Regions from separate parts of the Homo sapiens genome. Here region 1 is linked to region 2. Evidence: read pairs that join two places in POLR2A ChIA-PET (ENCODE). Cell type or tissue: Panc1. All regions are shown on one strand. Links, peaks and the distances in the headings refer to the core of each region. The heading gives the core; the rest is flanking DNA. Region 1 holds the start of CCNP (cyclin P). Region 2 has its middle 13 kb from the start of MAP3K10.

The links. ChIA-PET counts read pairs that join two places held together with the same protein. Peaks named below come from ENCODE experiments on the same cell type or tissue, not always from the same donor. Only the 100,000 strongest peaks of a DNase experiment are listed, where the experiment ranks them.
Region 1: POLR2A ChIA-PET joins it to region 2 with 10 read pairs; 5 of 35 experiments call an interaction of 5 or more read pairs at or near these places.

Annotation. Positions count from the first base shown.
Region 1 is chr19:40,226,313-40,240,248 of GRCh38, forward strand. CCNP (cyclin P) reads right to left here and starts at 377. Exons shown (of 5, transcript NM_024877.4): 1 at 63-377. The coding sequence starts at 329. It overlaps AKT2 (AKT serine/threonine kinase 2), which reads right to left. Exons shown (of 14, transcript NM_001626.6): 7 at 13,733-13,798; 8 at 12,593-12,661; 9 at 11,657-11,779; 10 at 9,945-10,073; 11 at 9,578-9,792; 12 at 8,951-9,038; 13 at 8,733-8,835; 14 at 4,005-7,639. The coding sequence ends at 7,560. RefSeq lists a silencer at 65-184 and an enhancer at 211-764. In Panc1, for the core only: no CTCF peak of the experiment used is centred there; DNase peaks (open chromatin) are centred at 1,321, 2,809, 3,319 and 5,201; H3K4me3 peaks cover 675 bases; H3K27ac peaks cover 1,172 bases; H3K27me3 peaks cover 373 bases.
Region 2 is chr19:40,170,596-40,186,794 of GRCh38, forward strand. No RefSeq gene overlaps it. Among named protein-coding and RNA genes, the nearest start is that of MAP3K10, 13 kb to the right of the region's middle. In Panc1, for the core only: no CTCF peak of the experiment used is centred there; DNase peaks (open chromatin) are centred at 7,280 and 8,322; H3K27me3 peaks cover 1,291 bases.

The DNA.
Region 1 (13,936 bases), core at 65-8,064, 51 kb after region 2:
GAGTGGGTGCCGGGCGGTGGGCCGGCGTCGCCCTCACCAGGGCAGGCGGCGGGTAGGCTCACCATGACTTCGGCGAAGATGTCCCCGGCGTACTCGCGTTCTCCCTGCAGCCCCAGCGCGCTCAGCGCCTCCTCCAGCCCCGGCGGCCTCGCCAGGCGTCTTGGGGAGACAGTGGGGCCCGCGGGGAAGCCGTCGGGGACTGCGGCGCTTGAAGGCTCTGCGTCGAGGGAGGCAGCGAGACTCTGCAAAGGAGAGGGCCTGGGGGCCCAGCGCCTAACGATAGGCCCGAGCCGGGAGCCGGACCCCTGGTCCCTGCCTCTCACCAGCATCCTCCAGGAGGGTGTTGCGGGCGAGGCCAAGCACCGACCCTTGCAGCTAGGGGAAGAGACGCGCGGCGGGCGCTTTAAAGGCCCCTGGGCGCGTGCGCACTGAGCCCGCCTCGCCCGGGCAGGTGCACAAAGGTGAGTGCCCCGCAGGCTGGCTCTGTCCTCTCGAAGCCCTCTAAGGTCGGACAGCTGGAGACAGATCCTCATCCTGCTGCCCGGAAGCAGCCCCTCTGGGCCTCGCTTTCCTGACCATAAAGTCGGGATGATTTCAAAATGTAGAATCAGGGTTTGCACCGTCAGAGGATGGATGTACAAACATAGATCGGAGGTTAGAATGACCCTTGTGGTGTCGGTGTCGCAATGGAATTGGAGATAAAATTGTGTGAACACATGGTTGTTTACATAGAAGTTAAGTGTTGTGTGGCCGGGTGTGGTGGCTCACTCCTGTAATCCCAGCACTTTGGGAGGCCGAGGCGGGCGGATCACGAGGTCAGGAGATGGAGACCATCCTGGCTAACACTGTGAAACCCCATCTCCACTAAAAATACAAAAAGTTAGCTGGGCGTGGTGCCGGGAGCCTGTAGTCCCAGCTACTCAGGAGGCTGAGGCAGGAGAATGGCATGAACCCTGGAGGCGGAACTTGCAGTGAGCGAGATTGGGCCACTGTACTCCAGCTTGGGCGACAGAGCGAGACTCCGTCTCAAAAAAAAAAAAATTTTTTTTAAAAAGTGGTGTGTATGCAAACATGTATTTCCTAGCTTAATCCACTGGGAGAGCTTAAGAGCAGCGACACCCCAATAGTGAGAAGCACCCCTAACATCCAAACCCTGGCCGCCACATCCCATTCTCCACTAAAAGGAACCAGGGCTACCTGGAGAAATGGCTGATCCCAGGGTCATACAAGAGAAGGTACAAGATCTGGAATATTTTTGTGTGGCAGAAAGTGTCCCAACAGCAGGGCAAGTCACATAGATGCAGAAGTCACTAGCTAAATCTAGAAAATGTGAGCATCAAGATGATAGTCATAGATCACAAACCACTGAATAAAATTAAAATACAAGTTTATTCTGATATAACTCAGGCAGTGGGAAAGAAAAGCTCTTCTAATCTTTAGAAAGTGAACTAATAAATGTGTTTTGTTTTCAGACAGGGTCTCGCTCTGTCACCCAGGCTGGAGTGCAGTGGTGTGAACACGGCTCACTGCAGCCTCAACCTCCTAGGCTCAAGTGATCCTCCCATCTCAGCCTCCCAAGTAGCTAGGACTACAGGTGTGCGCCATCATGCTTGGCTAATTTTTAAATTTTTCTGTAGAGACTGGGGTATCACTTTGTTGCCTAGGCTGGTTTTGAACTCCTGGGTTCAAGGAATCCTCCCACCTTGGCTTCCCAAAGTGCTAGGATTACAGGTGTGGGCCGCCATGACTGGCCGAACTAATAATGTAGAAGGTTGGAAAATCCTATTTGGCAACCACCACAGCATCGTTTCATGCAAGAAATATCAATAGATGTTCAAACTAGTGGGTGAACATCTGATAGGAATCGGGATATCTACAAAATGTCTCTACACAAGATGTTTATTAACTGTGTAAACCAAAAGGTATCTGAGATAGGTGTCAATCAATTTAGAAAGCTTATTTTGCCAAAGTTAAGGGTGTGCGTGTGACACGGCCTCAGGAGGTATTCGGGGCACAGCTTGGTTTTATACGTTTTATGGAGACATGAGACGTCCTCAATATGTGTAAGCTGTACATTGGTTCGGTCCGGAAAGGCAAGACAACTCGAAGCAGGGGAGGGGGCTTCCAGGTCATAGACAGGAGACAAACGGCTGCATTCTTTTGAGTTTGATTAGCCTTTTACTGAATGCACAATTTACAGGAAGAGCCATCCATGCCTAGTCTGGGTCAAACAATAGGACGGAGGAAGCCATCAGATATGCATTGGTCTCATGTGAGCACAGGGATGACTTTGAACTCTGCCTGTCTTCTGTCCACAAGGAATTTCCTTGCGGGCAAATGGAGAGACGTAAGTAGCTTTAAAAAAAAATATATATATATATATATATCTTTTAGGCCAGGCGCAGTGGCTCACGCCTGTAATCCCAGCACTTTGGGAAGGTGAGGCAGGCAGATCACTTGAGGTAAGTTCGAGACCAGCCTGGCCAACATAGTGAAACCCTGTCTCTACTAAAAATACAAAAATTAGCTGGGTGTGGTGGTGGGTGCCTGTAATCTCAGCTACTGGTGAGGCTGAGACAGGAGAATCACTTGAACCCTGGAGGCAGAGGTTGCAGAGAGCCAATATCGCACCATGGCACTCCAGCCTGGGCGATAGAGTGAGACTCCGTCTTAAAAAAAAGAGAAAAAAAAAAAGTGAGGCAACCAACCCTGGTTGAGGGAAAATAACTGCAAAATAACTGCCCTGTGAGTTTCACACCTGCCAACTGAATGCAACATGTGAGCCTGGTCATTAGCTAGGAATTTTTAACATACAAGGACATTAAGCGTGACCATTAGCGAACACTATAAAATCTGTACAGAAGAGCAGTTTCAATGTTAGCTTCCTGACCTTGGTAACTGGAGAGCAGTTATGTAGCAGAATGTTCTTTAGGACAGGTATACAATGTGGAGCGGGAGGTGGAGGGGTGAATTTAACATTCTGATCCCATTTTTGTCCGTTTTAAGTAAAATGCTATGACGAACCTGGCGAAGGGTATATTTTGTAATTCTTCTACATAACTTTTTTGAATAGATTGACAGTTCCCACCTACCCCACACCCAATTTCCCCAATGAACATCTCATATTAGTGTGCCCCATTTGTCACAATCCGTTAGACCAATATTCATCTATTAAGTCCATGCTTTATTCAAGCCTTCCTTTTTCCCTACGTTCTTTTTCTATTTCAGGAAACATTACATTTAGTCACCATGACTCTTTTGGTTGATCTTGGATGTGTCACTTTCTCAGAATTTTCTGATTAACCACCTTGGCAGACAAATCCCTCAACTGAGATCTGTCTGATGTCTGCTTCCTCTCAGTGAGGTGGTGTGTGTCTGCAAGAGGAGGATCAGAGGGAAAGTGCCATTCTATCACATTAAAGGGACACTGTGAAGGTGATTCATCAGCAGTGTTTGCCTCGATTGGCTGGATGATGTAGTGTTTGCCAGGGACCTTCACTGAAAAGTTACTTTTCCCCCTCTCCACACTGCACTCTTTGGAGGAGTCACTGCAGCCCACGCCTAAGAAGTGGGGGTTCCATAGCCCTCCTTGAAGGCTGTCTACAGAAATTACTTATGATTTTGTGTAGATTTGCATATTCTCCCCATTTTGCCACTTAGCAATAGACTTATTTCACATTTTAGGTGAAAACCCAATATTATGCTATTTATTTTGTTGTTCAAATTCTTTTCAGCTTTGGCCACTGGAAGCTTTCTGTTGGCTCCTGTGTCCCTGTGACTTAAGCATATCAGTGCGTGCTTTCAGGCACTGCAAGATGCCCCAGGCTCATCTTGTACATTTCCTGCCCCAGGCCTGGAATAATCTTAGTACAGCACTATTTTTGAAAGTTTTCTGCAAGTCTGCAATTATTTCAAAATTTAAAGTATCTGAATGGCTACACTTTTTTGGAAAGGTACTGGACATTAAAATCCTGGGATGTAGACAAACAAAAGCACCAGCACAGTACAGATGGATAGCTAGTTTATTACAGGACTGCTGGTAGCACCAAACGAAACCAAGTCAATTCCTGTTAACGGGGCAGCTGAAGCGGTTGAGGGGTCTACCCCATGGAACCCCAGGAAGCAGCTGGAAAGCCTGAGTTCCCCCCATGCAGCAGCTAAAAGGGAATCGCACTGCCGCCCCCGACTCCACACAACCATCAGTGCACGAGGGCAGCCCCCAGAGGCTTCACATTAACTGGAAAAGATTACACAAAAAGAGCAGGAAACTACCAATTTATGATGCCGTGTCCATTTGCAGAGAGGTAATCAGCACCAAAATGAGTACTCAAGGCCCTGCGACCTCGGGTGAATTTCCTTTCTTATACTCCTGCTTTGCTGTCTTTTTTAATAGCATGTATCATGTTTTTTTTTTTTTTATTTTTAGAGACACAGTCTCATTGTCCCAGGCTGCAGTGCAGTGCCGCAATCATAGCTCACTGCAGCCTCAAACTCCTGGGCTCAAGTGATCTTCCCACCTCACCTCAGCCTTCCAAGTTAGCTGGGATTGCAGGCATGCACCACCATGCCCAGCTAATTTTTGTATTTTTTGTAGAGATGAAGGTCTCCCTATGATGCCCAGGCTGGTCTCGAACCCCTGGCCTCAAGAGACCCGCCCGCCTCGGCCTCCCAAATTGCTGGGATTACAGGCATGAGCCACTGTGCCCAGTCACTGTTCTTTATATACAAAAAAGAATGTGTGAAATTTTTAAAATGTACATTGCAAAAGACGATTATTCTACTCAAAATTTATTTGGTAAGATTTTATTAAGACTCTAAGTTCAAACACCCTTCTTGGGAAAAGCTCTACAGGATAACCACACATGCTCAACTACGGGGCCAGCTGCTGCAGCTGTGGGACCCCATCCTGTGGAAGAGGAGAGAGGCACTAAAAAGATGAGGTAGCCAGGCCTGTGCCCACACTACGAGACCTGCATCACCATGGTGTGAGGAGCAGCAACGTGGGTCAACTCGGGGCTGGGACGAGATGGAAGAGTAAAAGGCCTTTCTTCATAGGCCTGCCTATTTTATGACCACCAGGGTAGACTTTTGTAATTAAATTAAGGTCCACATGACTTTAGAAAGACAAACTAAAAAACCCCAACCAAACGAGTCCTAGCTGTAGCTAACTCTGATTTCTGTAAATTGGATCTGACTTTTTCTGCTTACATTCACTTAAAATCTCAAAGACTCAATGGGTGTGAAGTGCTAACACCTTGCGGCAAAATCTCAAATTCATCTGTGCCAGGCCCTCTGCACAGCAGGGCTCAGCAGGGCAGGCCAGGGCTCTGGTCCCTGGTCCCTTGCTGGGGGAGGTGTTCCATCCGGCCAGCGCCCGGCCATGCAGCCACGTGACTCAAGCACGGGAAGTGCAGGGGCCCAGACACATCCAGGCTAAAGGGCAGTGACTAGGGGAGGGCTGACCCCAAGCTGAACAGGGTTCTAACCAAACGCTCAGGAGCTCCCAGGTGACAGCAACCACGCCACCATGAACACACCACTGGGTCTGTACTGGAATTTGGGGGCCTCAAGGCTTCCAGGTGGCAGCATAAACAGGGAGGTGGGGCAGGATAGGAATGCCCCCCTCTGAGGCTCGGCAGCCGGGTGGAATGAACCACTCCCTCTCATTCAGTGACAGCACAGGCACCCTCCTCATTCTGGGCTACCCAGATCTTCCAGCCCTGTCCCTCCACCCCACCTCTCTTAGCCTAAGCAGCACTGAGGGCCTGGAGTGGTCTCTGTCCACCCCACCCCCACATGCGGGGAGCCTTCCCATACCCCTCAGCCCCACAGCACCAGCTCCACCCACCCTCTCCAGCCTGAGCTCCTGCACACACCCCAGCTGCCCTCACCCTGAGCTCAGTGCCCTCCTTGCTGAAGGGAACGGCTAGTACAGGAGGAGCTGGGGCCCAGGGGTCTGACTCCATCACCAAGGCAAAGCCCAGAGTGGTTGGGCTGGCGTGAGTGCAGGCTGGGCCCTGGTCTGAAATGAGTGTCTTTATTGCTTGTACCGTACAAATATGAAGACGAGGAGAAAGGCCAGTAGGGACGGAGAACTGTCAGATAACAACATCGCACACAGAGGAAAAAGACCCTCACCCACCCGAACCAACCCCACCCCTCCCCACCCTGCCATGAACTGTGTAGTACAGGAGATGGGATAGGGAGAGCAAACCCACAAAAGCTAAACTCCAAACACCCAGAGGTGTTGCTACAGGGAGGGGAGGCGTGGGCAGGGCAGCTCATGGATCACAGTGGGGCTCCTCCCACTAGGTCAGCACCCCTCCCCCACAGGATGAAATGCTCGGGCCAGGGATGGGGCCCAAGCCCACACACCATGCACACTGGAGGACACGCTGCCCTCACACAAACACACATGCACACACACCCACGTGTGCCTGCGTCCCGCCGACACACGCAGTCCGAGGCACGCACAGGAGTCCCACAGCACTGACATGGACGTGCACTCATGTTCAACCTTAAGGCTGCAGAACGTGGGGCCCTGGGGAGAGGGAGGGGTGAGGGGGGCCTAGGAGCCTCCCTTTTCAGAGGCCCCCCACCCCAATAGGTACCAGAGATGCCCACCCCCACCCCTCCCTGACCAAGTCCATGGGGCCCAATACTGTCCGGTGTAAGATTGTAACAGCCAAGGCTGGTGGCCCTCCACCCCCGCAGAGGAGAGGGTGAGCCCAGCCCATAGCCCCCAGTGGGGCCAGGCCAGGCCCAGGGTCCAGCGGGAGGTAAGGCCAGCTGGAAGGAAGCCCTAGTAAGGCACGGGGCTGGGAGGCAGGCAGGTTTGGCCCCAAATGTTCCTCCTGCCTCATCCATAGGGTGAGGACAGTTTGGTGGGGAGGAGGCCGGACCAGGAGGCGGCACCCAGCCCGGCCACTCCTGGTTCCCCATGGTACAGATCCTAGGATCTGACTCCATTCACCAGGGAGCAGCCCTAACCCCCAGCCCTGCAGCTCCCAAGGGCCCCTGCCTGCCCCTGGACATTATTGCTTTTCTGCCCCCATAGGGGGACAGCGGGTGGGGGATTGGACCGCCCCGTGCCTGGCCACTCCGAGCCTAGGCCACGGGGCCTGGAAGGCAGCACCACTGTCTGCCGGGTGTCGCGTCCCACCAGAAGGCAGCCTTCGTCCAGATGCAGCAGCGCGGAGGCAGACACCAGCACGACACCCAGGCCAGAAACTCAGGCAGGCCCCAGGCGCCATGCTTCACCCCTCACTGGGGCTTGTGTGGATTAAAACCTGAATCTCCAACCGCCCAACAGCCCAGGCCTGGGCGGGAGGTGGAGTCTTCCAAATGCGAGTCTGGGCACAAAGGTGAGGCTGGAGGCTGGAGGCAGGGGCTGCAGGGGCCGCTGGGGTGCGTCTGGGAGGGGCCTGAAGAAGAACTGGAAAGGGGGTGAGGAGGTGGGGGTGGGGACACAAACCAAAAAGGCTAAGTAAAAAGTTAGGGGGAAAAAACCACCCAGCGGTGATGGCAGCGAGCGTGCGTCCTCTGCGTGGGCAGACTGCTCACTCGCGGATGCTGGCCGAGTAGGAGAACTGGGGGAAGTGGGTCCGCTGGTCCAGCTCCAGTAAGCCCAGGCTGTCATCTGTGGGCGGCAGAGGTGGATGGGGAGGACCAGTCAGGAGAGGGCCTGGGACACCTGCCCAGACTCCCTGGGGAAACGGCCCCAGCTGGCGGGGGCTGCCCACAGGACAGGACAGGAAAGGCCCATCCCTCCGCAATGGAGGCCCTCAGCCACGGACCCACTCCCCAAACCTGAGCCCCGGGCGGCCTCCTCTGGGAGTTTCCTGTGCCCTTGCCCATGCGCCCCACAGCTGGCAGGGCCTTCTGAGCCTCCCACCTTCTCTCTGCCCCACACACCACCATGCCAGAGTCCAGCCCAGAGCCCTGTCCTGGCCTGCCTCTCGCACCCTCCCATCCATTCTCCACGGGCAGCCAGGGGGGCTTTCTAAAGGCCTGCTTTAACCCTGTCCCTCTCTGTATGAAACCCTTCCATGGCTGGCTCCCGCCATGCAAGCAGTCCCCACCCCTCCCAGTGGCCCCCAGACCCTTGCACTCCAGCCCCATGCCCTCTCTTCTCACCACCATCTCCCTGGCTGCTGCCGGTCCTTAGCTATGCCATGCTTCTCCCATTGCTGGCATCCCACACGTCATTCCTCCGGCCAGCTGACACGTTTGCTTCCTCCTCTAGAAAGCCCTCCCTAACTGCAGGCCAGGTCGGATATTTCCTCTGGGATTCCCCAGTCCCTGGCCTCCCACGCCCTAGCCCTGACCACTCCAGGCCGCCCACCCTACCTGGGCTGGGAGCTTTCCAGGGCAGGGCCCAGGGCTGGCTCAATCAGTGCTGTGTCCCCAGCATAGCCCAGCCCTGGGCTGAGTTCAGAGTAAGAACCCAAACAGCTGTAAAGCAGTGAACCCAGCCAGGCTCAGGGACCGGGCTGCCTCCTGCCCTGAGCCCCCCGACTGAGCTCCAGAACGTGCTGCAGTCAATGGCTCCTGGTGGCCTCACCAGGTCCAAAGAGGACCAACAGCAAAAGGGCCTGAGAGCAGACTTGGGGAAATCTCCCAGACATGAAGCGGGGGCCTTCGAGGGCCCTCCTTGAGAAGTGAGTTAAGAGCAGATCCCATCCCTCCACCCCTGGGGCAGGCACACCAGCGCGGGGGCCCCAGGCACTCACAGCGGTCAGGGGGTGTGATTGTGATGGACTGGGCGGTAAATTCATCATCGAAGTACCTTGTGTCGACCTCGGACGTGACCTGAGGTTTGAAGGGTGGCAGGAGCTACGGAGGAGAGGAGCTCAGGCTCAGGGACCCTGAGGCCAGGAGGCCTCAACCAAGGTCACCACGAGTGGGCCAGGTCCCTGAGGGTCCTGCTGGGGCAAGCAGTGGGGCTCACCTTCTTCTGGACCACGTCCTGCCAGTTGATGCTGAGGAAGAACCTGTGCTCCATGACCTCCTTGGCATCGCTGGGCCCCCCACCAAGCCTGTGCAGAGACGGCCGTCAGCACCTGCCTCCCGGAGCAGCTGGGTTCGGGCAGACGGGCTTTCGGAGCAGGCAGGCCCTGTATGGCCCTTAATGATTCTGTCTTGACCACAAACCACTTCACAGAGGAGGAAACCGAGGCTCAGGGAGGGAGCTCACGTGCCCAGGGTCAGAGCCAGGGAGTCAGCAACCCGGACCCACGTGTCCTCACTGCCTGGCCTTACCCTGAGTCCAGAAAGGGAGTTAGTAGGGCAGGCTCCGTTCCTATCCTGGCTCTGCCACATATGGTTTGGTGGCCCCAGCCAGGCCCAGGGGATGCCCTGTTCCTCAGTGTCCCCATAAAATAAGGCAGTGTCAAGGATGGGCCTGCCCTGGGGGAAGCACTCCCTAAGTGCCACTGTGGACGTTTTCAGGGGCTGTGTGGGGACGACACACTGCGACCCTACAAGCGAGCACCCTTGTGGACGCTGCCCCCTCCAGGCCGCAGGGACAGTGGCAGCAGCTGGCGCTGGGCTGGGTGGGGCCGACGCCAGCCCTCACCTCTGCTTGGGGTCCTTCTTAAGCAGCCCAGCAAGCAGGGACTTGGCCTCGGGGCTGAGCGTGCGCGGGAAGCGGATCTCTTCCATGAGGATGAGCTCGAAGAGGCGCTCGTGGTCCTGGTTGTAGAAGGGCAGGCGGCCGCACATCATCTCGTACATGACCACACCCAGCCCCCACCAGTCCACGGCCCGGCCATAGTCATTGTCCTCCAGCACCTGAGGATGGAGGAGAAATGAGGGCTGGGCCCGTGGCCCTGAGGCTGGCATCACAGTCCTGCCCTCAGGGCATCTGGGCTGGAAACACACAGGTCTGGGGGATCCCCCTACCCTTGGCCTCACACGTTCCTACCCCCACCAACCCCAGACACCTCAGGCGCCAGGTACTCCGGGGTCCCACAGAAGGTTTTCATGGTGGCCCCGTCACTGATGCCCTCTTTGCAGAGGCCAAAGTCAGTGATCTTGATGTGGCCATCTTTGTCCAGCATGAGGTTTTCCAGCTGTTGGAAAAGTCAACGGATCTCAGGTGCATGCTCCCAAGGCTTCCTGCCACCCCAGCCTTTCCTTCCAGGGAAAGATGCCCGGGGCTCCTGGACATCAACCCTCCCATGCCAGGCTGGGCCCAGCACACACAGCCTCACCCTCTGAGGCTCAGAGAGAGGCCAGATCCAACCCTCCTCACCCTCTGGCCCACCCCCATGGTACCTGGGAACAGCTGGGCAGGGAGAGCCGAGAGCCAGGCCCTGTCCACCCACCGTCCCCATTGTGAACTGTGGTTCTTATTTCGAACGTGGGGGCACTAGCTTTCTTCTATTCTTTTTTTCTAGACTTTCTGTCCTTTAATTATGAAATATGCAGCCAGGCAAAGTGGCTCACACCTGTAATCCCAGCAATTTGGGGGACTTAGGTGGCAGGATTGCTTGAACCCATGAGTTTGAGACCAGCCTGGGCAACACAGCGAGACCCCATCTCCATATTTCTTAATATGAAAAAAAAAATTAGCCAGGCATGGTGGCACACACCTATAGTCCCAGCTACTTGCGAGGCTGAGGTGGCATCTCCCCCTGGAAGGCCCTGTGTGCCCCTCCCGGTTACTGACCATCCCCCACAAGAATTAACCTCTACTTCCCATCTGTACCACTGCACACAGACACACCTGTGAACTGTGGACTCACCTCCTCTGTGCGGCTTTCCCTCGACATTAGCCTATGAGACGCGTCCACACTGTCGTGTGTAGCTGTAGCTCATTCCTAACTGCTGTGTGGCGTCCCACTGTGAGAACACTCCACAGTGGATCTGACTGTTCCTCTCACAGTGGATACTTGGGTTGTTCCAGTTGGGGCTAGAGTAAGTCCTGCTGCTGAGTGAGGGGGACACTTTCTAAGGTGAGTGTGTGTCCCCACTTCTCCTGTGCACACAGCTAGGGCAGATGACTGGTGCTCAGCTTTGGTGGACACTGCCAAACTATCTTCTAAAATTGGCCGGGCGCGGGGGCTCATGCCTGTAATCCAAGCACTTTGGGAGGCTGAGGTGGGTGGATCACAAGGTCAGGAGTTTGAGACCAGCCTGGCCAATATGATGAAACCCCGTCTCTACTAAAAATACAAAAATTAGCTGGGCATGGTGGCGGGCACCTGTAATCCCACCTATTCGGGAGGCTGAGGCAGGACAATCGCTTGAACCCGGGAGGCAGAGGTTGCAGCGAGCCGAGATCACACCACTGCACTCAACAGAGTAAGACTCCTCAAAAATAAATAAATAAATAAATACAAATAAAGTAGGTATTGTGGCAGTTGACACTCCGCTAGTGGCCTAGGAGCGCTCATGGGAGGCTTGGGAAGGTCCCTACTTGGGGCAACTTGCCACAGAGCCACCACCCTGGACCTTGGTGGGGAGCCTGGTGAATGAGGGCAGCCACCACCCTGGACCTTGGTGGGGAGCCTGGCGAATGAGGGCAGCCACCACCCTGGACCTTGGTGGGGAGCCTGGCGAATGAGGGCAGAAGCTCAGCCCAACTTCCCCAGTGTGAGTCCCATGTGGTGTGCATGCCACAGGTCAGCCTGGCGCACACCCTGCCACTAACCTTGATGTCGCGGTATACCACGTCCCGCGAGTGCAAGTACTCAAGAGCCGAGACAATCTCTGCACCATAAAACCGGGCCCGCTCCTCTGTGAAGACACGCTCCCGGGACAGGTGGAAGAACAGCTGCAGGAGGAAGGGGTGGGGAGAGGAGGTCAGGCCCCAGCCCACCCACCTGCCCTCACCTTCCCAGCCCCCTGCCCCAGCGCAGTGATGTGGTGACACCTGTATCATGAACCAGCAAGTGACAGCTAGAGGGACCAATCAAGGCAGAGCGCAGAAGCTCATAAGTGACACAGAGCTGGGGGGAAGGGCGAGGGTCTGCCAGGAGGCACCCATGAGAGGGTATGGGAGAGACATCCGAGACAGGAGGGAGGATGGCATGGAGGCAAAAAGAAGCACACGTCATGACCAAGTAACAATAGGCCATGGGCAAGCCCAGATCAGACAGATGAGCAAACCACGCATCCCAAAGCAGGTGTGCCAACCACTGCACAGAGAAGGCGCGAGGCAAGGAGTGGGTGACAAAAGTGAGGCGACTCTGTAAGGGGAAGCTGAGCGGCTGCGGGAATTCACTTCGAGAGGACACGGGAACGGAGGGCTGCTAGGTTTTAACCCTTGGGGGCTTTCTCTGGGGCCTTTAAGACCATCCTTCCCAGTGCTATCGCCCCACAGCCCTCTCCACACCTCTCTGGACTGGTTTGGACCTGACCCACCCACTCACTAGCTGTGTAAACTTGGGCAAGCCACTTAACCTCTCTGAGCCTCAGTGACTGCCCCCCCAAAATGGAGACGAAGCCGCCTGCCTCAAGGGAGAGGGGCACTAGATGACACTGAAATTTCCCTCCACCCTTCCATCTCACCCACAGCTCCTCTCCATCCCGCCCCACCCTAAAGAAGGAGGCCCCAGAGGGCAAAGTCAAGGCAGCCGCGGCTCACCTCACCCCCGTTGGCATACTCCATCACAAAGCACAGGCGGTCGTGGGTCTGGAAGGCATACTTCAGCGCCTGGGGGATGAAGGCAGCAGGGTGGGAGGTGGGAGGGAGGAGGGCTCTGCTGAGCCATGCCAGGGCAGGGCCCTGGCCCTGCTTATTCTGCACACACACACCCTGCCCTGGCTGGGGCCCCCAGGAGTCAGCCATATGGGGTTCACATACCGGCTGCACCTTTTGGGGCATTAAGTGAAGGCATGGCTCTGCGGTAGGAAAGGGTTACATGCTGAACCATCTTGTCCTCTGCCTCCATCAGGCACAGCCAAGGGAGAACTAGAGCTGTTCTGAGCAACCATGGCTCTTGTTTTTACAGTAAAATGTGTTCAACTTACACACACAAGTGATGTCTGCTGTGGCTGGGAGTGGCAAAGGCTTGGGAGCCAACTTCAATGACAGGATGGACAGGCTGTCAGTCAACAAACAGTAGTTCTCCACTGCACTAAGGAGATCTACAGAGAGTTCCTCAGAGACTCCCACCAGGGGGTCCTTCAGCTCATGACAACTCAACTATTCTGTTTTCTGCACTGAGGTACCTCATAAGATTTTATTTGAAAAAGTACTGTGGCTTAATAGGATACCTGGACAGCAACTGAGATAAAGAAATGATACATAAGCCATCCTCAATCTAGTCCATTTAACTGGTGGCCACTGGCCTTGATGGAGACTGCAGCCCAAACAGGCATCTACTCAGTCCAGGCTGACAGACAACACAATGCTAACACATCTGCTTCTATGAGCATATCTGAAAACAAAAACAAAAAAAATAATGTTTCCACTTCAACCAGCTGGGCTAAGTGCTCCTAACTCATAGAGACAGCAGCCAGCAAATAATGTGATATCTTCAGTTAGTTCAAATGCTTACATGAAGCCACCATCTATGAAGAAGCTGTCACCCTCCCACTCCCCGAGCCTGCTCACCCCCACCACATGTCTTGGTTCGGATGACTTGGCAGGGCGCAGCAACACCTTGCCCTGCCCGCCTGGCCTACCCCAAGACTGTGCTTTGTACCAGAAGATTAGGGCTCTCTCTCTGAGCTCTGTCCAAAGGCTGGCCTCACACTGTCTGGGAAGGGGAGGGCAACTCACAGTGAGGAACGGGTGCCTGGTGTTCTGGAGGACCCGGCTCTCGGTGACTGTGTGAGCGACTTCATCCTGCAGACAGACTGCGGGTGAGGGGCTGGTGGGCAACACCACACCTGCCCACTCCGCCCCGACGAAGGGGAGCAAGGCCTTGTGAAATGCAATTCCATTCCCAGCCATAAATGCAGAAAATCACAGGAGTGAAAAGTG
Region 2 (16,199 bases), core at 4,961-12,960:
GGCGGTGGGCTGAAGGGCTCCTCAAGTGCCGCCAGAGTGGGAGCCCAGGCAGAGGAGGCGCGGAGAGCGAGCGAGGGCTGTGAGAACTGCCAGCACGCTGTTACCTCTCACTCCTGCCTTGGCCTCCCTAAGTGCTGTGATTACAGGCATGAGCCACCACACCTGGCCCCTTCTATGCCTCTAGACCTCATGAAATGCCCTTCCGTGCTATGCCTGTTGAAAGAAAGCCAGTTTCTCGCTTGAGAGAGTGTGTCCCTTCCTCTGCCCTCCCTAACTCCTGTTGTCTCGCCTCTCCCACAGTCCTCCTGGGTGCATCCCCGAGTCCTTTCCTTTTACCCACCCTGAGACTCCCACAGCTCTCTCAGTGGAGTCCTCCGCAGAAGTCTGGAGCCTCACCAGGATGTTGCCTGTCCCCGAGCTCATTTCTGAGTAGAAGGATTTGAAACCCTCAGAAATGACACCCTGAAAAAAGAAACAGAATGCTGCACCCGTGAGACACATCCCAGGCCTGGGCTTGTTAGGTCTGTCTGCCAAACCAGGCTGTGCTTTGGGTGTGAGGTGGACAGCTTTGCAAAGCCCACTCCCCCGTGTCAAATCGTAGTTCCTCCCTCTGGGCTAAAAAGGGAGTGGTCTGAAATTAAGGCACTGGAGGCTGTGTTTGTCTGCGCAGGCTGCCATAGCAAAGTGCCACAGACTGGGTGGCTTAAACAACAGAAATTTATTTTCTTACAATGCTGAAGGCTTGGAAGTCTAAGATCAAGGTGTTGGCAGGTTTGATTTCTTCTGAGGCCTCTCTCCCTGGCTTGCAGTCCGCCGCCTACTCACTGTGTCCTCACATGTTCTGTTATCTATGCATACACATCCCTTCTGTCTCTCTGTGTCTAAATTTCCTCTTCTTGGCCAGGCATGGTGGCTCAGGCCTGTAATCCCAGCATTTTGGGAGGCAGCATTTGGGAGGACCACTTGAGGCCAGGAGTTCAAGACCAGCCTGGGCAACATAGTGAGACCCTGTCTATACTAAAAATACAAAAATTAGCCAGTTGTGGTGGCACATGCCTGTAGTCCCAGCTACTCAGGAGGCCGAGGCACGAGAATTGCTTGAACACAGGAGGTGGAGGTCACAGTGAGCCGAGATTGCGCCACTGCACTCCAGCCTGGGCGACAGAGTGAGACTCTGACTCAAAATTAATTAATTAATTAAAGACATCAGTCAGTTTGGAATTGGACCCAGCCTCATGACCCTATTTTAACTTTATCACGTCTTTAACAGCCCTATTTCTAAATACAGTCACATTCTGCGGTACTGGGGGTTAGGGCTTCCACATATGAATTTGGGGGAGGGGGAACATAAGTCAGCCATAACAGAGACAGTCCTTGGTTTTAGGATATTACCAATCCTTCAGGGTTCTCTGAATAAGAGCAATAACCAGTGGAAGAATAAGTAAATAAGTGTCATGTCTGAAAGCTAGAGACAGGATACAATTAATTTTTAAATGAATAGGTACAGGCTGGGTGTGGTGGCTCACACCTGTAAGCCTAGCAGTTTGGGAGGCCGAGGCCAGGAGGATCACTTGAGCTCAGGAGTTTGATACCAGCCTGGGCAACACAGTGAGACCTTGTCTCTATAAAGAAAAAAATTTTTTTGACCAGGCACAGTGGCTCCTGCCTGTAATCCTAGCACTTTGTGAGGCCAAGGCAGGCGGATCACCTGGGGTCAGGAGTTCGAGACCAGCCTGGCCAACATGGCAAAACCCCGTCTCTACTAAAAATACAAAAATTAGCCAGGCGTGGTGGCACAGGCCTGTAATCCCAGCTACTCAGGAGGCTGAGGCAAGAGAATCACTTGAACCAGGGAGGCAGAGGTTGCAGTGAGCCAAAGTTGCAGTGAGCCGAGGTCGCGCCATTGCACTCCAGCCTGGGCAACAGAATGAGACTCTATCTCAAAAAAATTTTTTTTAATTAAAAAAAAAAGAATACATATGAATAATTGTATGTCAGCTAGCTTTTTCTTTCTTTCTTTCAGATGGAGTTTCACTCTTGTTGCCCAGGCTGGAGTGCAATGGCGTAACCTCAGCTCACTGCAACCTCTGCCTCCTGGGTTCAAGTGATTCTCCTGCCTCAGCCTCCGGAGTAGCTGGGATTAAAGGCACCCACCACCACACCCAGCTAATTTTTTGTATTTTTAGTAGAGACAGAGTTTCCCCATGTTGGCCAGGCTGGTCTCGAACTCCTGACCTCAGGTGATCCACCTGCTTCGGTCTCCTAAAGTGCTGGGATTACAGGCGCGAGCCACCACACCCAACCAACTAGCTTTTTAACTCAATGAAAGAGAGCAGAGGAGGCCTGGGGTCCACACATCTGGGTCCTTCGCCTGGTTGTGCCACTGTTAAAGGAGAGACAGTACGATTTAAAGAGACTGGAAGATAAATAAAAAGGAAGGTTCCAAATTGCAGGAATTAGTATCTCCAAACAGCCTCAATCCTTTTGGAACTGGGAAGCAGGCCTGAAGGACTGAATGATAAAATTAGTAGTAACTCAGTATAAAGCAGAATATTTCTTTCCAACTCTGAGGACTGTGGTGCACATTTGATGGAAAGATGGGAAGAAAATCAAATGCACTAAACTTGTTCCAGGGGCAAGCACAGCAAAGTATCTGCCAAGAAGGGGGGATCCCAAAGAGAAAATTTATCAGCCTCAGTTTTGCGTGGGGTTAGCCTTGTTCACAAGGAATCCCAGGTATCCTGCCAATAGCATGGGATACATTGTTATGGGACAGATAATGCTAAGTACATAGTATCAGCATGAAGATCTAGAGAATATCTTCATACATTACATGGCAGGTTTGATTGTGAAATTTTTATTTTGTTTCGTTTTATTTTATTTTATTACTTTGAGACAGGGTCTCACTCTGTCGCCCAGGCTGGTGTGCAGTGGCGCAATCACAGCTCATTGCATTCTCCACCTCCCAAGTTCAAGTGATTCGCCTGCCTCAGCCTCCTGAGCAGCTGGGACAACAGTCGTGCGCCACCACGCCTGGCTAATTTTTTGTATTTTTTGTAAAGACAGTGTTTCATCATGTTACCCAGGCTGCTCTCAAACTCCTGGGCTCAAACAATCCACCCACCTTGGTCTCCTAAAGTGCTGGGATTACTGGTGTGAGCCATCACACCCTGCTGATTATGAAGTTTAAAAAGTTAAGTCCTGGCCGGGCGCAGTGGCTCATGCCTGTAATCCTAGCACTTTGGGAGGCCAAGGCAGGTGGATCACTTGAGGTCAGGAGTTTGAGACCAGCCTGACCAACATGGTGAAACGCCATCTCTACTAAAAACACACAAAAAATTAGCCAGGAGTGGTGGTGTGCACCTGTAGTCCCAGCTACTCGGGAGGCTGAGGCAGGAGAATCGCTTGAATCCAGGAGGTGGAGGTCGCAGCGAGCCAAGATTGCGCCACTGTACTCCAGCCTGGGTGATAGAGCAAGATTCCGTCTCAAAAAAAAAAAAAAAAAAAAAAAAAAAAAGTTAAGCCCTCTGTATCACGTGAGTTTGTATGCTTGGGTAGAGGTACAGCTCTCCATTGTTCCTGGGCACACAGTAAGACTAAATGAAGGGAGTTTTGACTGGGAAGCGTGTGTTTTCCATTGACATGTTCCCAGGCATGTGTGGACATGGCTGGCGTGGGCCTCAGGAGTAAGGCAAGGGGAATTCAGGATTTCCTCTCTCCATGACACATGACAGCTTAGGTCACGTTCAAGTTCCTTTGTTATATGCTCTCATACAATTGCATTCCTCTCCTTCTGTCTTAGTCCATTCAGGCTCCTTATAGCAAAATGCCATAAACTGGATGGCTTATAAACAACAAATATTGGCTGGGTACTGTAGCTCATGCCTCTAATTCCAACACTTTGGGAGGCCGAGGTGGGTGGATCACAAGGTCAGGAGTTTGAGACCAGCTTGACAAACATGGTGAAACCCTGCCTCTACTGAAAATACAAAAAATTAGCTGGGCATGGTGGCGCATGCTTGTAATCCCAGCTACTCAGGAGGCTGACACAGGAGAATCGCTTGAACCCAGGAGCTGGAGGTTGCAGGGAGCTGAGATCACACCCTTGCACTCCAGCCTGGGCAACAAGAGCAAAACTCCGTCTCAAAAAAACAAAAGAAAGAAAAGGAAGGAAGGAAGGAAAAATATTTATTTTCCACATTTTCTAGAAGCTGTGAAGTCCAAGATCATGGCACAGACAGATTCGGTGTCTATCGAGGGCCCATTTCCTAGATGGTGCCCTCTCACTGTGTCCTCACATAGTAGAAGAGACAAACAAGCTCTCTTGGGCTTATTTTATATAAGCACTAATCCCAGCCTGAGCGCTCCACCCTCATCACTAATCACCTCCCCAAAGGCCTCAGCTTCTTTTTTTATTATTATTTTTTAAGCGATGAGGTCTCACTCGTTCACCCAGGCTGGAGTGCAGTGGCACCATCACAGCTCACTACAGCCTTGACCTCCCAGGCTCAAGTGATCCTCTCACCTCAGCCACCCAAGTAGCTTGGACTACAGGCATGCACCACCATGCCCAGCTGATTTTTTTATTTTCTTGTGGAGACAGGGTCTCTCTAGGTTACCCAGGCTGGTCTCAAACTCCTGGGCTCAAGTGATCCTCCCACCTTGGCCTCCCAAAGTGCTGGGTTTACAGGCATAAGCCACGGTGCTCAACCATATTAACATTCTTGCTTGTGTGATGGATGCTATCACTGACGAAACCCTCCCAGGTCTCTGGTAGTGCCATGAATTTCTAATATTTTCAGACTCAAAGAAATGCCCAGAGTTCAAAGAAGAACACCAGAACCTCATTTGAACTCACCTGCCTGTCCCTAGTGAGGGGCAGTCATCTCAAATACAACTGACAATCAAGTTCAAATCTGACACTTTTATCATAGATTTATGAGCTAGCTGGTCCCAGGTGTGCATGGCCCACTTCTCCTTGTCCATGATCAAGACAATTTGCTTGGTATTTGCTTTTTATTTTTATTTTTTGAGATAGAGTCTTGGTCTGTCGCCCAGGCTGGAGTGCAGTGGTGCGGTCTAGGCTCACTGCAACAAAACCTCCACCTCCCAGGTTAAAGCAATTCTCTGCCTCAGCTTCCCAAGTTGCTTGGATTACAGGTGCCTACCACCATGCCTGGCTCATTTTTTCTATTTTTAGTAGAGACAGGGTTTCACCATCTTGGCCAGGCTGGTCCTGAACTCCTGACCTCATGATCCACCTACCTCAGCCTCCCAAAGTGCTGGGATTATAGCCGTGAGCCACCGCACCCGGCCTGCTTTTTATTTTTCTACCAAAGACTTCTGTCCTCGGTTTTCTTCTCCCTCCAGCCCTTCTGACCCAGCTGGCCACAGACCATGATAGATAAAGTGCAGAAGTCCTCGCTGCCAAGCTGCTTCTCCCTTGTGACTATGTCCATGCTAAGTATTTCTGTCTTAGAATAGAGCTACAAGAATTATAGAGGCTGAAGACTCTCATTAACAAACAGCCCTTTGCATTTGACAAGGTGTTACAGAAGAAGAAAGAAGTGAATTTTTTTTTTTTTTTTGAGACAGAGTCTGGCCCTGTCACCCAGGCTGGAGTGCAGTGGCACAATCTCGGCTCACTGTGACCTCCACCTCCCAGGCTCAAGCCATCCTCCCACCTCAGCCTCCCGAGTAGCTGGGACTACAGGCACATGCCACCATCACACCCAGCTAATTTTTGTATTTTTTGTAGAGATGGGGTTTTGCCATGTCTGATCTGCCCAGGCTGGTCTTGAACTCCTGGACTCAAGCAATGCACCTGCCTAGGCCTCCCAAAGTGCTAGGATTACAGGTGTGAGTCACTGCGCCTGGCCAGAAGTGAGTATTCTTGATAGCCTCAGGAAATGAAAGATATATTACTGGGCCCATACTCAGCTCGTGGCAAAGCCACCTCCATCAACTGCCCCCATTCCAGCTGGCTGGCTGTGAAATTGCCTTTGCAAAAATTGTGACAGTGAAAGAAATATCACGTAACTGACTCCATCTTGCTTCTAAGCTCACAGCTGTCTTTGCTCATTCCTGCACATAGGCCAAGCCAACTATATGAGGACTTTAGTTTATAGTTAACTTTAAAACAAAGCAAGCCAGGCATGGTGGCTCATGCCTATAATCCCAGCACTTTGGGAGGCCGAGGTAGGTGGATCACTTGAGGTCAGGAGTTCGAGACCAGCCTGGCCAGCATGGTGAAACCCCGTCTCTACTAAAAAAATACAACAATTTGCCAGGCGTGGTGGCACACGCCTGTAATCCCAGCTACTTTGGAGGCTGAGGCAAGAGAATCACTTGAACCCAGGAGACAGAGGTTGCAGTGAGCCAAGATCACACCACTGCACTCCAGCCTGGGCAACACAGCAAGACTCCATCTCAAAAAAATAAAAATAAAAAATAAAACGAATAAAATAAAGCTGATAACAGTCCCTTCCTGAAACTAACCCCCTTCTTGCTCAGGGACTGACTGACACTGCCTTTGTATAACTAATGAAAGACCTCAAGGTTAGAATTGTGGTAGGGGCCTGAATTCTGCTAAGATGAAGGCATAGTTAAACTCTAACAGCCATTGTTTCTTCTAAGATGTGGATATAGTTAAACTCTAACAAGTCATTGTTTTATAACTTGCCTTTTTTTGTAACTGCTTATTACTCAGAAATCATATAGCCAATGGTCACAAGATTTATAACTTCCCCAATTCCCCCATGGACAACATCACTATTGTACAGTCAAAGACTGGTATTTGAGACATTTTCCAGACCTTGCATTCCGTATGGACCAACTGGCGCCACCTGGACCAGCAACTGACACCCAGGAGCTGACTTAGCACAGAAGACAGTTTCGATCCCCTATGATTTCATTCCTGACCCAACCACTCAGCATTCCTCATTCCCTAGTCCCCTGCTTGCCAAACTATCCTTGAAAAACCCTAGCCTCCAAATTCTTGGGGATGTGGATTTGAGAAATATCTCCTGTTCTTCTCACTTGACTGGCCCTGTGATTATTAAACTTTCTCTGCTGTAACTCCTGCTGTTCTTGGTGTCTTGGCTTTTCTGGGCAGCAGGCAAGAAGAACCAGTTGGGTGATTACAGCAAGGATGGATTTCTTGCTCAGTTATGAGATCCTTCTTTGTAGCAGGCCATTATCCCCATTATCAGCCATCCTTGACTGCTTTTGTCCAGAAGCACACCTCGCAACTTGTCTGAAGTGCAACCTACACCCACCCCAGTAGGAATTGCCCTGGGACATGACTGAGCTCTTCAGGCCCACGGCAGTGTCAACTGTGAGTCATGTAAAGGAGAAATGTCAAAGAAAAAAAATGAGACAAAAAATAGAGCCAAGGAAGACTCTGGGGATCTTCCAGGTTGTACAAACCAAAATAGGTTTTTGTTTGTTTGTTTGTTTTTGTTTGTTTATTTGTTTTTTTGAGACAGAGTCTTGCTCTGTCGCCCAGGCAGGAGTGCAGTGGCACAATCTCGGCTCACTGCCAGCTCTGCCTCCCGGGTTCACACCATTCTCCTGCCTCAGCCTCTGGAGTAGCTGGGACTACAGGCACCCGCCACCACGCCTGGCTAATTTTTTTTTTGTATTTTTAGTAGAGACAGGGTTTCACCGTGTTAGCCAGGATGGTCTCGATCTCCTGACCTCGTGATCCGCCCGTCTTGGCCTCCCAAAGTGCTGGGATTACAGGCTTGAGCCACTGCTCCTGGCCCAAAATAGGTTTGGGGGAAGGAAAGAGAGTGAAGGAATTACAAACAGATCCATCAACACCCTCCTTATCCTCAAAGTTTACTGTTTTTGTTTTATTTTGTTTTGTTTTGAGACAGGGTCTTATTCTGTCACCCAGGCCAGAGTGCAGTGGCGTGATCATGGCTCACTACAACCTCAACCTCCCGGGCTCAAGTGATTCTCCCACCTCAGCCTCCCAAGTAGCTGGGACTACAGGGCATCCACCATCATGCCCAGCTGATTTTTTAAAATTTTTTTGTAGAGATGGGGTCTCACAATGTTGCTCAGGCTGGTCTCAAACACTTGGGCTCAAGCAATCCTCCTGTCTTGGCCTCCCAGAGTGCCAGGGTTACAGGCATGAGACACTATCCCTGGCTTACTGTGTTTTAAAGAAGCCAAAGAAGTACTTCAGTGCCCTGACATGATCTTTGCTGACAGTCAGATCTCCAGGCACGTTCAAAGGCGATTTGTCATATAATGATACATCCATTTCAATCCACTGGTCCAGGAGCTGCCTTTGGGGCATTAGGACAGCTGGGCCTCACAAGCCACTTCTGTTCTAGCCCACTCCTCAGGGCAGTTGACAGAACACAATGAGAATGTTCCAGCAAAGAAGTGTATACCTAAAGGTGAGTCACAGGTACTCAAAAGAAAGCAATACTGGTATGCACAAAATGAAAAGCTTCCCGGTAGATATTCCCATACCAGCTTCTTTTTTGCCCCATCCTCTGGCTTCTAACGGCCTCTTGCATCTTTCCTTGGCCAATTCTTTTCTCTCTCCATGTTTATTGTCTCACCTCTCTTCCTCTCAACCCCAGTCCTTATTCTCATCTTCTGCTTCAGATTCCTGTCTTCTTTCTTTCTTTTTTTTTTTTTTTTTTTGAGATGGAGTTTCGCTTTTGTTGGCCAGGTTGGAGTGCAGTGCTGCAATGTTGGCTCACCGCAACCTCTGCCTCCCAGGTTCAAGCGATTCTCCTGCCTCAGTCTCCCAAGTAGCTGGGATTACAGGCATGTGCCACCACGCCCAGCTAATTTTGTATTTTTAGTAGAGATGGGGTTTCTCCATGTTGGCCAGGCTGGTCTCAAACTCCCGACCTCAGGTGGTCTGCCCGCCTCAGCCTCCGAAAGTGCTGGGATTACAGGCTTGAGCCACTGCGCCCGGCCAATTCCTGTCTGTTTTCAAGAAAAAGGATCCATTCCCTTCTTGATCGTCATGTCCATCTTGACTCTTGCATGATCAACACCCTCTGTCCTACCCTGCAATCACCCTACCTCTTCCTCCTCACATTTATTGTCCCTCAGTGACAAATTTCTCCCCTGTTCTTTGCTTTTCAAAAGCAAGAACTAAGACAAATTTTGAGGCCAGGGGCAGTGGCTCATGCTTGTAATTCCAGCACTTTGCGAGGCTGCTGTGAGAGAATCGCTTGAGGCTGAGTTCAAGATCAGCCTGAGCAACAGAGTGAGACCCCGTCTCCACAACAACAACAAAAAAGACAGAACAGCCAGGCGTGATGGCATGCACCTGTGGTCCCAGCTATTCGGGAAGCTAAGATGGGAGGATCACTTGAGCCTGGGGAGGTTGGGGCTGCAGTGAGCCATGATCATGCAACTGAGCTCTAGCCTGGGCGCTCTAGCCTGCCTCCAAAAAAAAAAAAAAAAATTAAACTTCGAGATTATGGAGAGCTTCCTGATTGTTAAATATATCCTCAGACGGGGATGGTGGTGCACTCCAACTCTATGCCGATAGAAGCTCCTGTACTTACAACCCTTCCAGACCTCATCCTATGCACCTCTTCATCTGTTCCCTTGTACCCTTTATATTAAACTGGTAAACATAAGTAAAGTGTCTTCCTGAGTTCTGTGAGCTGTTCTAGAAAATTATCGAACATTATGAGGGAGGCATGCAAACCCCCCGATTTATAGCTGGTTGGTCAACCAAAAGAGTCAAACTCTGTAAAATATTTGAAGAGATTTATTCTGAGCCAAATACGAGTGACCATGACCCATAACACAACCCCAAGAGATCCTGGGAACACATGCCCAAGGTCATTGGGGCACAGCTTGCTTTTATACATTTTAGGGAAACATGAGACATCAACCAACACGTGTAAGATATACACTGGTTTGGTCTGGAAAGGTGGGACAACTGAAAGCAAGGCAGTGGGGTGGAAGGGAGGGGAGGTGGGGATTCCAGGTCATGGATGGATTCAAAGATTTTCTGATTGGCAGTTGGTTGAAAGAGTTTAACTAAAGACCTGGAGTCAATAGAAAGGAGTATCTGAGTTAGGATAAGGGACCAAGTTCTTTTTTTTTTTTTTTTTTTTTTTTTGAGACAGGGTCTCACTCTGTTGCCCACGCTGGAGTGGAGTGGCCCAATCTTGGCTCACTGCAACCTCCGCTTCCTGGGTCCAAGTGATTCTCATGCCTCAGCCTCCCTGTAACTGGGATTACAGGTGCGTGCCACTGCAAGAAATTTTACTATCTATTCTCTCTGAAGCCTGCTACCTGGAGGCTTCATCTCCATAAGAAGAACCTTGGTCTCGGCTGGGTGCAGTGGCTTATGCCTGTTAATCCCAGCACTTTGGGAGGCTGAAGCGGGTGGATCACCTGAGGTCAAGAGTTGGAGACTAGCCTGGTCAACATGGTGAAACCCCGTCTGTACTAAAAATATAAAAATCAGCAGCTGGGAGTGGTGGCTGCCTGTAGTCCCAGCTACTCAGGAGGCTAAGGCAGGAGAATTGCTTGAACCTGGGAGGTGGAGGTTGCAGTGAGCCAAAATCATGCCACTGCACTCCAGCCTGGGCACAGAGTGAGACTCTGTCTCAAAAAAAAAAAAAAGAATTTTATTTTTGGTTTACATTGGTCAGAAGTATGGGAGTCCTGGGACTTGCAACTGGCATCTGAAGTTGGTGGGTGGGGCAGTTTTGAGCCCTTCAGCTGTGGAATCTGCCCTAACTCCAGGTAGTATCAGAATTGAACTGAATTGTTGAATATCCAGTTGGTGGCCAGAGAATCAGAGAACTGGCTGTTGGTGTTGGAAAACATCCCAGGAGTCCTTGAAGTAGGAGAACAGAGAACCAAAAAGAGCATGAGAACCAGAGACAGAGTAAAAAGGATTCAAAGATGAGCTGTTCTGGAGTTTACCCCCTTACACACTCATCACCTATGGACAACCCACCTTTCAATAGACTTGGATCCTTATAGGCTCCCTGAATGGAGGCTGGATGAATTGGACACCTTGTGTGGATAAAGCATGAAAGAACTTCCACGTAAAACAAGATGGAACCAAACAGACACAATTGGAAACATCCCTATGGGCACCAATGGACCTACCTGCACTGTCCCTTAGGTATGGAGTCAGCAAATTCCACTGCAGTATCCCAAGAGTGAACAGGGTTTAGCAGGAGATCCTTTCACAGAGAAGAATCCTTCTAGGAAGTGCCCACTGAAACATCCAGTTAATCTAAGATTTAGGCACTGAGAATGGAGCACAGAAATTTTTTTTTTTTTTTTTTTGAGACAGGACCTCACTCTGAAGCCCATACTGGAGTGTAGTGGTACTTACATGGCTCACTGCAGCCTCAACCTCCTGGGCTCAAGCAATCCTCCCATCTCAGCCTCCTGAGTAGCTGAGACCACAGATATGTACCACCACACCCAATAATTTGTCTGATTTTTAGTAGGGACAGAATCTCACCATGTTACCCAGGCTGGTCTCAAACCCCTGGGCCCAAGCGATCCTCCTGCCTCAGCCTCCCAAAGTGCTGGCCTTATAGGCGTGAGTCACTGTGCCTGGCTGCAAATTCTTATATCAAGACTTCATCCTTCTTTCTGTTTATAAATATCTGGAAGTTCCATGGAGCTATACCAGATGTCAGGAAGGGCCTCATTCAGAGTCTCATCTCTTGTTTTTCATGGTAATTAAAATCTTAAGGTTGGCCGGGCAAGGTGGCTCACACCTGTAATCCCAGCACTTTGGGAGGCTTAGGCAGGCAGATCACAAGGTCAGGGGATCGAGACCATCCTGGCTAACAGGGTGAAACCCCATCTCTACTAAAAATATAAAAAATTAGCCAGGCGTGGTGGCGGGCACCTGTAGTCCTAGCTACTCGGGAGGCTGAGGCAGGAGATTGGCATGAACCTGGGAGGCGGAGCTTGCTGTGAGCCGAGATCGTGCCACTGCACTCCAGCCTGGGCAACAGAGGTCAGGCTGGCTCAAAAAAAAAAAAATTAGCCAGGCGTGGTGGCGGGCACTTGTAATCCCAGTTTCTTGGGAGGCTGAGGCAGGAGAATTGCTTGAACCCAGGAGGCAGAGGTTGCAGTGAGCCAAGATGATGCCATTTCACTCCAGCCTGGGTGAGAGACAGAGACTCTGTCTCAAAAAAAAAAAAAAAAAAAATTAAAGAGAATAGCTTCCTGTTGGTCCCCAGCCCAGAGCCAAGCAGCTCTGTGAGTGACATTAAGCTGGATGAAGATGACATAGCAGAGCAAATGGCAATGCTATCTTCTAACCAGAATTGTCAGTAATTTACCTCCAGCCCTGCCAAAGCCCAGGAGGAGGCTTAATTGAGGAAGGGATATTTGCAGGCCACAAATCAAAATGACATAAATAATTATGAAAAACAGGCTGGGCACAGTGGCTCACGCCTATAATCCCAGAACTTTGGGAGGCTGAGGTGGAGAGATCACTTGAGGTCAGGAGTTCAAGACCAGCCTGGCCAACATGTATTTTTTGTAGAGATGAGGTCTCACTATGTTGCCCAGGTTGATCGCCAAATACTGGCCTCAAGCAATCCACCCACCTCCCACAGCATTGAGATTGTAGGTGAGAGCCCCTGCCCCGGCCTCAAATTTCCCCTTTTCATAAGGACACCTGTCATATTGGAGTAGGGACCCACCTTACTCCAGTATCACCTCATCTTAACTACACCTGCAACAACCCTATTTCCAAATACAGTCAGAGGCACTGGGAGTTGGCACTTCAACATGTGAATCTGGGGGGTGGGGTACCCACACCAGGCTCATAGACAAATAGGTTTCAAAATATGTAGATAATTTTCAATTAATCTGAAGACCGTCAAAGAGAAAAATTCTAACAGCTTTCAGAAACTAAACAACACCAGACTTGTCAGCAGCAACAACAGATGCAAGAAGACAATGGGGTAGTATTTTGTTCAAAGAATAAAAGGAAAACACTTGGAACTTAGAGAATTTTATGTCTAGCAGAACTGTCATTTAAATGTGAGGGTACATAAAGATATTTTCAGATATAAAAAAGTGTCAAAAATTTATCCCGGGCCAGACGTAGTGGCTCAATGCCTGTAATTCCAGCACTTTGGAAAGCCAAGGTGGGCGGATCATGAGGTCAGGAGTTCGTCACCAGCCTGGCCAGCACAGTGAAACCCTGTCTCTACCAAAAATACAAAAAAAAAAAAAAAAAATTAGCCGGGTGTGATGGCAGGTGCCTGCAGTCCCAGCTACTTGGGAGGCTGAGTCAGGAGCATCACTTGTACACGGGAGGTGGAGGTTACAGTGAGCCAAGTTCCCACCACTACACTCCAGCCTGAGCAACACAGTGAGACTCTATCTCAAAAAAAAAAAAAAAGTTTACCCCACAAAAACCTTCAAAAATAATCCTGGAGGAAGTATTACAGCGAGAAGAGAAACAACTTATGAGACACAGCAAATAATAGTGACTACATTTCTATGATAAATAAATAATGCCCCCAAAAGGCATATTTATACAAATCCAAAATCAAAAGTCTAAAAAATATCAATATGGCAGTTTCAGGGCAAAAGGAAGCAGAGGGGAGAATTTATGGGGTAGAATAAACACAAATTAGTCTGAGCATGTTAGGAATAACTACTATAACTTTTTAAAATTTTTTTAAATTAAATAATTTTCAAATCAGAAGTAGAAAATAATCAATGTATTCATGGAAGCAAGGAAAGGAGAAAAAAAGAGAGTATGGTAAATAAAAGACTGAAAAGAGTCCAAAAAAAAAAGTCTTTTGTTGTTGTTGCTGTAGAGATGGGATCTTGATCTGTTGCCCAGGCTGGAGTGCAGTGGCTCAGTCATAGCTCACTGCAAACTTGACCTTCTGGGTTCAAGCAATCCTCTTACCTCAGCTTCCCAAGGTGCTGGGATTACAGGCATGGGCCACTGCACCTAGCCAGGAAAATGCATTTAAACCTGGGCTTTCAAGAATTTCCTTAGGGCTGGCCACGGTGGCTCACACCTATAATCCCAACATTTTGGGAGGCCAAAGTGGGAAGATCAGGAGTTCCAGATCAGCCTGGCCAACATGGTGAAACCTTGTCTCTACTAAAAATACAAAAATTAGCTAGGCGTGGTGGCAGGCTCCTATAATCCCAGCTACTTGGGAGGCCGAGGCAGGAGAATCGCTTGAACCCAGGAGGGAGATCTCGGTTGCAGTGAGCTGAGATTGTGCCACTGCACTCTAGCCTGGGCAAGATAGCGAGACTCCATCTCAAAAAAAAAAATTCCTCATATAAAATCCCAAGGAACATAAGTTGATATTTTAAAAAATCACTAACAGGAAATAAACTACATAAGCAGAAGCAATAAGCCTCAGAATCAGACTCACAAATGGCACAGCCACTGGAAGTATGCTGTACAGAATATAAAATAAATACAGTAAATCTTTAAAGAAATTAATGGCAGAGCTTTAAAAATACTGAAGGAAAAGCTGATTATTAAAACTGTCAAGGAAGATTTGAAGAGGAAAAACTAAAAATTATATAAGTGAAAACTTTAAAACCCAGTGAACAAATGAAATCGATTACAGCACAGCTAAAAAGAAAAGAAACTAGGCACATATTGGAAGAAATTATACAGGGTGTGGCCAGGCACAGTGGTTCACACCTGTAATCCCAGCACTTTGAGAGCCTCAGGCAGGAGGATGACTTGAGCCCAGGAGTTCGAGGCCAGCCTGGGCAACATAGCAAGACCTCGTCTCTACTAAAAATTTAAAAAATTAGCCAGGCGTGGTGGCGTGTACCTGTGGTCTCAGCTACTGGAGAGGCTGAGGTGGGAGGATCGCTTGAGCCTAGGAGGCAGAGGTTGCAGTGAGCCGAGATCGCACCACTGCACTCCAGCCTGGGCAACAGATTGAGACCCTGTCTCAAAGTCAAAAAAAAAAAAGAAGAAGAAAAGAGAGAGATTGTTAGAGATAGTATTAGGGAACCTGGCACTTGTAAGGAGAAAAGTAAAGTTAGTTCCCCACCTCTCTCCATAATACAAAGGTCAAATAAATGGGCTAGAAACCTAAATAAGGAAGGTAAAACCAGAAGGCTAGGACTGTATGTTAATTTCCTAGGGCTGCCATAAAGTACCACAAACTGGGTGGCTTAACCCAACAGAAATCTATTGTCTCCCCATTCCTGGAAGCCAGCAGTCCAAACTCAAGGTGTCAGCAAGGCCATGCCCGCTCTGAACCCTGCAGGGGAATCCTTCCTCACCTGGTCTTAGCTTCTGATGATTTATTGGCAGCCTTTGGAGTTGCTTCGCTTGTAGCTGCATAACTCTAATCTCTGCCTTTGTTGTCATATGGCATTCCGTGTGTGTGTGTGTGTGTGTGTGTGTGTGTGTGTGTGTGTGTGTGTGTGTCCTCACATGGCTATCTTCTTTTTATTTATTTATTTATAGAGACGGGGTCTCACTGTGTTGCCCAGGCCGATCTTGAACTCCTGGGCTCAAGTGATTCTCCCACCTTGGCCTCCCAGAGTGCTGGGATTATAGGTGTGAGCCACGGCGCCCAACCAGGCTGTCTTCTTATAAGGACAACAGTGATACGGCATTAGCAGCCCACCCTACTCTAGTATGACCTCATCTTAACTAATTACATCTGCAACGACCTTGTTTTAAATACAGTCACATTCTGAGGTACTGGGAGTAGGAATTCAACATATCCTTTTGGAAGAACACAATTCAACCCATAACAGCTGCTAGAAAAATGTAGAATATTGTTATGGCTTTGGAGTGAGCAAAGATTCTTCAACCCAGAAAGCACATATGGTGAAAATGTGACGGGTTTGACTACATGAAATTTAAAGATTTCTTCCAAACAAGGACATCAGAACATCATTGAAAAAATTAACACAGCTGGGCGAGGTGGCTCATGCCTGTAATCCTAGCACTTTGGGAGGCCAAGGAGGGCGGATTACTTGAGGTCAGAAATGGCGCATGCCTGTAATTTCAGCACCAGCCTGGTCATCATGGCGAAACTCAGTCTATACTGAAAATACAAAAATTAGCTGGGTGGGCATAGTAGCTTATGCCTGTAATCCCAGCTACTAGGGAGGCTGAGGCAGGAGAATCACTTGAACCCAGGAGGTGGAGGTTGCAGTGAGCCAAGATTGTGCCACTGCACTCCAGCCTGGGCGACAGAGCGAGA